Linked DNA regions of Homo sapiens: region 1 is linked to region 2. Evidence: read pairs that join two places in POLR2A ChIA-PET (ENCODE). Cell type or tissue: A673. All regions are shown on one strand. Each heading gives the region's core, and the rest is flanking DNA. Links, peaks and the distances in the headings are about the cores only. Region 1 overlaps MAGI1 (membrane associated guanylate kinase, WW and PDZ domain containing 1). Region 2 overlaps MAGI1 (membrane associated guanylate kinase, WW and PDZ domain containing 1).

The links. Peaks named below come from ENCODE experiments on the same cell type or tissue, not always from the same donor. Only the 100,000 strongest peaks of a DNase experiment are listed, where the experiment ranks them.
Region 1: POLR2A ChIA-PET joins it to region 2 with 5 read pairs; 3 of 35 experiments call an interaction of 5 or more read pairs at or near these places.

The regions. Positions count from the first base shown.
Region 1 is chr3:65,876,414-65,880,810 of GRCh38, forward strand. All of the region lies in intron 1 of MAGI1 (membrane associated guanylate kinase, WW and PDZ domain containing 1), which reads right to left. The region is part of intron 2 of MAGI1-IT1 (MAGI1 intronic transcript 1); the gene reads right to left. Among named protein-coding and RNA genes, the nearest start is that of MAGI1-AS1, 15 kb to the right of the region's middle. In A673, for the core only: no CTCF peak of the experiment used is centred there; no DNase peak of the experiment used is centred there.
Region 2 is chr3:65,936,514-65,940,910 of GRCh38, forward strand. All of the region lies in intron 1 of MAGI1 (membrane associated guanylate kinase, WW and PDZ domain containing 1), which reads right to left. All of the region lies in intron 1 of MAGI1-IT1 (MAGI1 intronic transcript 1), which reads right to left. Among named protein-coding and RNA genes, the nearest start is that of MAGI1-IT1, 16 kb to the right of the region's middle. In A673, for the core only: no CTCF peak of the experiment used is centred there; a DNase peak (open chromatin) is centred at 2,297; H3K27ac peaks cover 2,170 bases.

The sequences.
Region 1 (4,397 bases), core at 164-4,163, 60 kb before region 2:
TGATACTACTATGTAGTTAGGAATAAGGTAGACGGGAAAAAAGTGTGGGTTTTACGGAGTAAAACAAAATTAAATCCTCAACTTCTTTACCAGGGATAACAGAAAATAACAATAGATAATACCTAAAATTGAAATCACAATAAATATAAATATGAACATATCATTTCTAAATATAGAGGGAAATGCCAGAAGGAACAGCTTACAGAGTTAAAGGTGGTGCCCTCTGTGATGTCACACTGAAGAATGGGCAGCAGTGATATTAAAGATTAATGTTTTTGTGATAAATCTTAAAGTACTTTTGAATTTCTTAAGATTATCTGCATGTATCATGCTTTTTTTTTTTTTTTTGAGACAGAGTCTTGCTCTGTCGCCCAGGATGGAGTGCAGTGGCCCAATCTCAGCTCACTGCAAGCTCCGCTTCCCAGGTTCATGCCATTCTCCTGCCTCAGCCTCCCGATTAGCTGGGACTACAGGCACCTGCCACCACGCCCAGCTAATTTTTTGTATTTTTAGTAGAGACGGGGTTTCACCATGTTAGCCAGGATGGTCTCAATCTCCTGACCTCATGATCCGCCCGCCTCGGCCTCCCAAAGTGCTGGGATTACAGGCATGAGCCACTGCGCCTGGCCTATGCTCTAATTTTTAAGTAAAAATTAAATTAACACAAAACAAAAACCTTATCCAAGTTTAAGCTGGGACTCAAATGCAAGTGTGAGTCCAAATTCCAGGCTGTGATCAACATACTCTGTGGTCCAACTTATGGGACCTTTTCCCATATGGGATTTATATAAACTGCTGTTGGAGATGCCTTTATACAAATTAAGTAGTTTTTGACATAATCACCAATATGAGTCAATGTATGGGAGAGAAGAAATGAAACTCTACAAGGTACAACTCCCTCTTTACCAACAAACACGAAACTGGGATGAGTAACATCTCAGGGCATGGACTTATACAATACTTAGGGCACAAACATAAATGTTGGCAGCCTCCCTGAAAATGTGAGCAGCTCTCAAACACCCACAGATATTTTAATGTGTTTTTCTCCACTTGTATCCACGTAGAGAGGTTCCCCAGAGATGACCTCAATTTGAATCCAGAAGAAGACAGCATGCCTCTAAGACACTTGGAGAAAGTGTCTTAGCTCTCAGACATGAAATCAGTAAGGTAAGAAGAAGGTGGGAAAATATTTTCCTACCAAAACAGTCACCTGTATTTTAGTTTAACTGATTCCCAGGTTCAAGCAATTCTCCTGCCTAAGCCTCCCAAGTGGCTGGGATTACAGACACCCACCATCATGCCTGGCTAATTTTTGTATTTTTGTAGAGACAAACTCAAAAGCTTTCTGATCACTGGAAAAGAACCTGATCATCTATGAGAACAGAACACCCCATAACAAAACAGGAACATGGGGCCAGGCATGTGGCTCATGTCTGTAATTCCAGCACTTTGGGAAGTCAAGGTAGGAGGACTGCTTGAGCCCAGGACTTTGAGACCAGCCTGGGCAATATGGTGAGACACTGTCTCTACAAAAAGTGTTTTAAAAAATTAGTCAGGCACAGTGGCGCACACCTGTGACACCAGCTTCTCAGGAGGCTTAGGCAGGAGGATCACCTGTGCCGAGGAGTTGGAAACTGCAGTAAGTCATCATCACACCACTGCACTCCAGCCTACGTGACAGAGTGAGGTTCTGTCTCAAAAAAAAAAGGAAAAAAAACACAGGAACACGGACATCACAAAACCACACTGGGCTTTGGCAAAACCTCACCTAACACGGTTTCCAGGCTTCAAGTCAAAAGTTGGATATAAGAATGCAGACTTGGCCGGGCACGGTGGCTCACGCCTGTAATCCCATCACTTTGGGAGGCCAAGGCGGGCAGATCACCTGATATCAGGTGTTCAAGACCAGCCTGGCCAATATGGTGAAACCTCGTCTCGACAGAAATACAAAAATTAGCCAGGCATGGTGGTGGGTGCCTGTAATCCCAGCTACTTGGGAGGCTGAAGTAGGCGAATTGCTTGAACCTGGGAAGCAGAGGTTGCAGTGAGCCAAGATTGCGCTATTGCACTCCAGCCTGGACAACAGAGCGAGACTCAGTCTCAAAAAAAAAAAAAAAAAAGAACGCAGACTTATTTTTTTATTTGCCAAAATAAAGAAAAAATAAATTATTATTCTCTACCATCCTCGAATAAGTGTTTATTATACCCCAATATTAGAAGGAAGAAATAAAAGTAAAAGATAAAGCACACCAGTGACAAAATGGATATGTTTCCCACCATGAATGCATATTTCGTTTGTGGCAGTTTAAATATTACACTTTGCTTCAATGCTGTCTGCTGGTTACAAATAGCCCAGGGCCCTGCTCCTGATCACAGCTCAAAGGAAGGCTGCCTGGACTGATTTAACGACCATCTCCAACCAGAAGCTGCCTCCAATTTATCTACGAAACAGGTATAGGTAGGGGAAAGAGCAGAGGTGAGTATGGTTTTCTGCAGTGGGCAGTTTCCTTCTCCAAGGCCTTCCTCCACATCATTCAGCCCGCCTGACTTCCTTTCACCTGCCCCTGCTGCCTGAGCTCCTGCTGGGGGTTGCAGTGATCAAAGTCAATACAAGCCTCACTTTAGAATGGCTTCCATACCATCAATCCACGTTTGAAAAACAACCACCAAAAAGACTTGTGCTCATTGGTAAACAAGAGTATCCCCACCAGGCAGGCCCACAGCCTAATTGGGAGTGACTCAGCTCATCAATGCACCAGACTCGGCCGAAAATTTCTCAACTTGTTGATACAAAGCTAGACATTAAGGTGGAAGCGGAGAGCAAAGAGAAGCATTTAAGTTCGCTGGGAGTCCCAGGGTCCACCATTAAGCCCCCTGTTTTCGGCAATCATTTTGCATTGCTAAGGACAGTGGAAGACCTGGCCCCAATCCACCACAGTAGGCAGAATCTGAATATGGGAGTAAAGGTTCCAAGCAGAGAGAAGTCAGGCGATTAAGGGAAGAAACAGGTCTCTTTAACAATTAAAGCCTACCTTATGATCATGTTATTACACTTGGAATAAATGTTACCTAGGAGACATCATGCTTAAAGCTTCACATATTATAACAACCTTGGGCAACCTGACCACCTGTGACATAATCCCAGCTCTACTATGTGCTGGCTGTGTGTTCTCAGGCAAAGTTCTTAACCTCTCTGTGCTCAGAATCATCTGTAAACTGGGAATAATCATGAGTTCTACAACTCAATTTAGAGTTATAAGGTTTGAAGTTGATAGTCTAGGTACAATACCTGGTACATAGAAAGGAGCAAAATGGTAGCATTATCATTTCATGATGGTTATTATTATTATTCCCACTTTACAGACTAGGAAACCAACCTTAGAAAGAATCACAAATTTGTCTCAAGTCACACAGCTGATAAGTGGGCTGAACTGGGTCTGTCTGATGAACTCTGAAGCCCATTCTCTAATTACCTATTACAGTCTCTCCTCTCCCCTTGTAGTTCCTGCCCTTGTCATCCCTAACAGACACATGGCATCAGCTACTAGAATCTGTGTGATTAAAAAGTTGGGCTCAGTGGCTCACGCCTGTAATCCCAGCACTTTGGGAGGCCGAAGCAGGAGTTCAAGACCAGCCTGGGCAACATGATGAAACCCAGTCTCTACTAAAAATATAAAAATTAGCTGGGTATGGTGGCACACACCTGTAGTCCCAGCTACTCAGAAGGCTAAGGCAGGAGGACTGCTTGAGCCTCAGAGGTAGAAGTTGCATTAAGCTGAGATTGCACCACTGCACTCCAACCTGGGTGACAGAGCAAGACCCTGTCTCAAGAAAGAAAAAAAAAAATAGCCTTGGAAGAAAATTCCTGTAAAAACCCACACAGTAGTAATGATAACAGTAGTAACAGTAGTGCTGGCAGTGATGGCTGCTGTCATCATCACAGTAGTAGCCAAAATCAGTGACCCTTAGCGCATGTCACTGTGGGCTAAATGGTATATATACAACATCTCATATCCCCTGTCAGGAAGGACTCCATGTGTCACAATTCAGCCAAAACATCAGGGATTTGGAAATGGTATCACCAAAGGAGAGCTATATGTTGGCAGGACAATTATGAACAAGAAATACTGCTGACTGGTCCCAAAACAAATATCTTTATGACAGATGAGGTGGGAGAATCAGCATATGAAATGGCCATGTCATAAAAGTAGCATTCCACGCTTCAAACTTGAGGAGATAATAAACGGCTGACAACTAGATTCCACCGGGAGAACATCCTCACTAGCCCATCACAGCAGCAAAGGCAGGGAAGAAACACTTTTAAGTTTTATTCACTTAGTTCCACTGCACTGAGAGTAAAATCCAAAAAACTAGTTGTAACCTCCTGAATTAAAGAA
Region 2 (4,397 bases), core at 173-4,172:
CTGTAATCCCAGCTACTCAGGCAGTGGGCCAAGATCACACCACTGCACTCCAGCCTGGGTGACAGAGACTCCCTCTCAAAAAAAAAAAAAAATCTTATGTAGATATATATATATTATATTTCATCAGGAAGGTGGGTACATTTTAATATGTTAGTTATAGAAGAGGGCAATCTCCAAAGTACCTTACACCTTCAAAGTCTCGTGCGGGGTGTGTGTGTATCTGTGTGGTGTGTGTGTAGACAGGGTCTCACTCTGCCATCGAGGCTGGAGTACAGTAGCACAATCACAGCTCACTGCAATTTCAAACTCCTGGACTCAAGCAATCCTCCCACCTCAGCCTCCTGAGTAGCTGGGGCTACAGGTGTGCGCCACTGAGCTCAGGTTCAAAGTTGTTGTTGTTGTTGTTGGTGGTGGTGGTGGTGATGGTGGTGGTGATGGTGATGGTGGTGGTGGTGGTGATGGTGGTGGTGGTGGTGATGGTGGTGGTGGTGGTTGTTTTAATCTCTACCTAATTTTCTCCACAGACAGTATCTCCTCCTGATGATTAACAATTTTGTATAGCTTACCAAGAGCAAACCCTACACCACACCCACTGTCCCAGGAAGAGAATCTCATCAGGGAAATAAACTAGCAATAGACAAGGAGGCCTATGTTCTGAAATCTGAATTCCAATAGCAAGTTATTACTGTTTGAGATTTTGAAGAGCTGTCAAAAGAATGGCAGCCTGACAAACACCTTGAAAACTCTTGCAGCCTATTTGCAGACCTCAGCCAGCCCCACCCTGACACTTCTCCCTTGCCCTTTTGCCTCAGATTTCCAACGCTTGCTAGCTTTGTCTGTTTTGAATGGCCGTGCTCAGTGTTCAGCTACGGAAATCCTCTCCTTCCCCAGCTGGCTCACCAGGAAATTGTTTAGAAGTCAGGTTTTTCCTGGAGGTGGCCCACAGGCCCACAGAGAAAGAGAGAGGTTGTGTCAGGGGCTGAGAGCACTCCCCTGGTGAAGCAATTTGTGGATGATGGTCTGACCACAGGCACCGGCAGCCTCTGCGGTGTGAAGCCATCAGGGTGCATGTGTGTTTGCTAGGTGGCTTGCTTTGGATAAGCACAAGCACAACTGGCTATGCCTAACCTGCTAAATAGAATTTTTAAGCCACTTCTTTTATTTTGTGGGTTTTTTGGGGTTTTTTTAGTTACAACTTAATTAACTTCTGACAAGCAGAAGAGCCACTGCAGACAGTAAGGTTTGACACCAAAAAAAGGGAAAGAGATAAGTAATGAAACTACACCAAAATTAAGTAAGATTTTGCCTAAGGGACATTGTTCTGTTAGATGATTACTCCAGCCCAAATAAGAATTAATCAGGCTATCATTCCGTTTGTTGGAAAATAAAATATGGCATTTATTTTTTTAATGTACTTTTATAAAAAAAGAAAAAGAGACATTATCAGAATCAAGAGAATACGGATCAAGCAATACTCTATTAGGAAATAAATGGCTGACCAGATAACTTGACCTTAAAAAGTATATTCCATATTATGGGTCAATATGATCACTCTTCCTATCAAATCCAAGTGCATACAAGGAAGACAGACTTCAAGCTACCAAGAACATTCTTCAATTACCTAAGCTACAAATAAAAATAGAGCTTCCATGAGAAATAAAGAATTAGGTCAGTGGATAGGAACAGTTTCTTTCCATTTAAGTTAACTAAAATGTTACTTGGGGAAACAATTTTGAAATGTGCTTTAATGTAAATGTTATATTAAATTAATATGAATATTATAATATATTAACATAATTATACTAAATAAATTAATATAAATATATTAAATGAACTAATATAAATATTATATTAAATATATTAACTTAATATAAATAAAGGTCTTTAAGGACCTTTAACAACAAGCTCTGTTCTCACTTATCTGTTCAAGGTGATTCGAGTACTATTAATATTTGCAGGCTGGAGATGGACAAGATGACCAACCTCTGAATGTCCCCTCCATCTTATAAGGACATTGTTAAAAATGACAACCTCCCTACTCGCCAAGAGACTTGACACTTCTTCCTTTTCCGCACTGAGACAGGACAATTTAAAGCCCAGAATAAAATAAATTAAAATAAAGTATCAAGCATGCACCTCTTTGAATGAAGATTTCTCGTAATAAACCTAGGCGGGACATCCTAATTATCTAAGGCCTGAAGATGTTCTTCGGTGTAACAATGACCTAAGATTTATTTATAGTTTTCCTGAGACTCATTAAACATTTCCTGCAATGAGACCACATCACTGAAATCATTTTATTGTGATAGACTGGCAGAGCACAAGGGGAAACAGTCCTCAAAGACAAAAGAACTGGTGGGTGTCTTTGTAGCAGAGGGCAGTGCATATTTTTTTAGTGAGGATGCAACCATTGTAGGTAAACAGCAGGAACTCTCTTCTGATGCTATATCCTGTCCTGTTTAACTCATTAATTTAGGAGACCTCAGCCACTAGAGTAAAACACTAGCACTAGTAATTCGTTTGCGCCCCCATCCCAAAATCAATTTATTAAAATTATATTGCTAAAGAAAAAGAAAAACACATAAACTAGTTTACTTTGAACTAACATGGATTATGCATTAAATGGGCTACTAAGTCATCAATGAAATAAATTCTTTTGAAGTTATTGTGGCCCTACAGTTGTACATGAAGAGTCTTTCTATTTCCCTTTTTTAAAAAAAATGCCTTTTGTATCTCCTGCAGGTTTCCACATTTCTATTCCTATGGGCAGGAAGACTCATACAGCCAAATGTTTAGTCCTCATTATTAAAAAATATACAAACATTTCACCAGCAAGATCATTATTTCATAGTCTTTCATGTTTACACTGTAGGGGGTAAAATCAATAACTCAATGTGAACTCCGCACAAATTACCAACAGCTAAATGTAGATGATGACAGTGGATCTTAAATTACTCATAAACAAACTGAATGAGGAAAAGTATCCCAAAGAAATATTGTCAAATAGCCCTAACGATGGTTCATTTTCTAACTTCAGAAAAAATATTTCAATGGTGAATGTGAAATTATGAGCCCATCTAAGTCATTAAGTAGGAGTGTCATAGGCTATATAAAATACCAGCTCGTACTTCTCCATACTCAGACAGGCCCTCCGATCTTCCCTGGACTGTGTCATCTGCATCTAAAACCCAGTAAGAAAGGAAAGGGAAATCGATTTGGGGAATAAAAGGACATTAGTAGTCATGGTATCAAGTCTCATGAGGGTTTGAGTCTAACAAGGTTTGGGGAGCAAAGCTGACATTCCTCATAGTATTTGAACATTAATAAGCACATTGTGGCCAGCTGATAAATGCTTGTTCATAATATTACTAAGTTTCTGGATTGTTTTACAGTCCCTGGAGATCAAGGAAGAATAAAACAAGAAGGAAGAATCATTAAGTGACTAAAATGAAAAAAATCAAAGAAGAATCTTGAAATATGAGTGTGGCAGAGGCTGCAAGTTGCCTAATTATTTTCATCCCTACCTCTTTAATCCTTAGAAACAGAATTTCTACATCACTGGCAAACATGTGCCAGGAGCTAGGCTAGGCCGCCCTTTAAGAGGGAAAGCAGTGAAGCACTAGAATAACACCCAGGGGAGTGTTCTCCAAACCCTCCTACCTCTTATTCCAAGCAAAGCAGAGAGCGCTTAGGGAAAGCAATACTAGGAATGGCTGCTCAAAGAATTTACTCTGTATGCCACACTCTCACAAGAAATTAGGGGATGTTTTAGTCCGTTCATGTTGCTATAACGAAATATCATAGACTGAGTCACTTATAAATAACAGAAATTTATTTCCCAGAGCTCTGGAGGCTGAAGTCTAAGATCAGGGTTCCAGCACAGTCAGATTCTGCTGAGGACCCTCTTCTGGGATATGGACTGCCATCTTCTCACTGTATCTTCACGTGGCAGAAAAGAAAGTGAGAAAGCTCTCTGGGGTCTGTTTTATAAGAGCACTAATCCCATTCATGAGGGCTCCACCCCTATGATCTAAATACCTCCCAAAGGTTCCAACAGTCCCACTTCCTTACACCATCACATTGAGGGTTATGATTTCAACATATAAATTTTGGGGAGATTCACATTCAGTCTATAACACGGGTCCCATTACTTTTCTACTGAGATTGTTTCCTCAGCTTTAGTATTGGTAACATTCTGAATTTTATGGAACTACTACAAGGAGTAAACAAAATAAATGTAACCAAAGTGCGTATCAGACTGCACAATCCAGAGGCAACCCACAAGGTATTAACCATGATTTAGTTTGTTCATAGCACGTTTCAGTGGAAGATCTCTCAACTCCTCACAAACCCCAAACCTTAAACCATCCCGTCATATTCAATTAGGGAAACTCTAA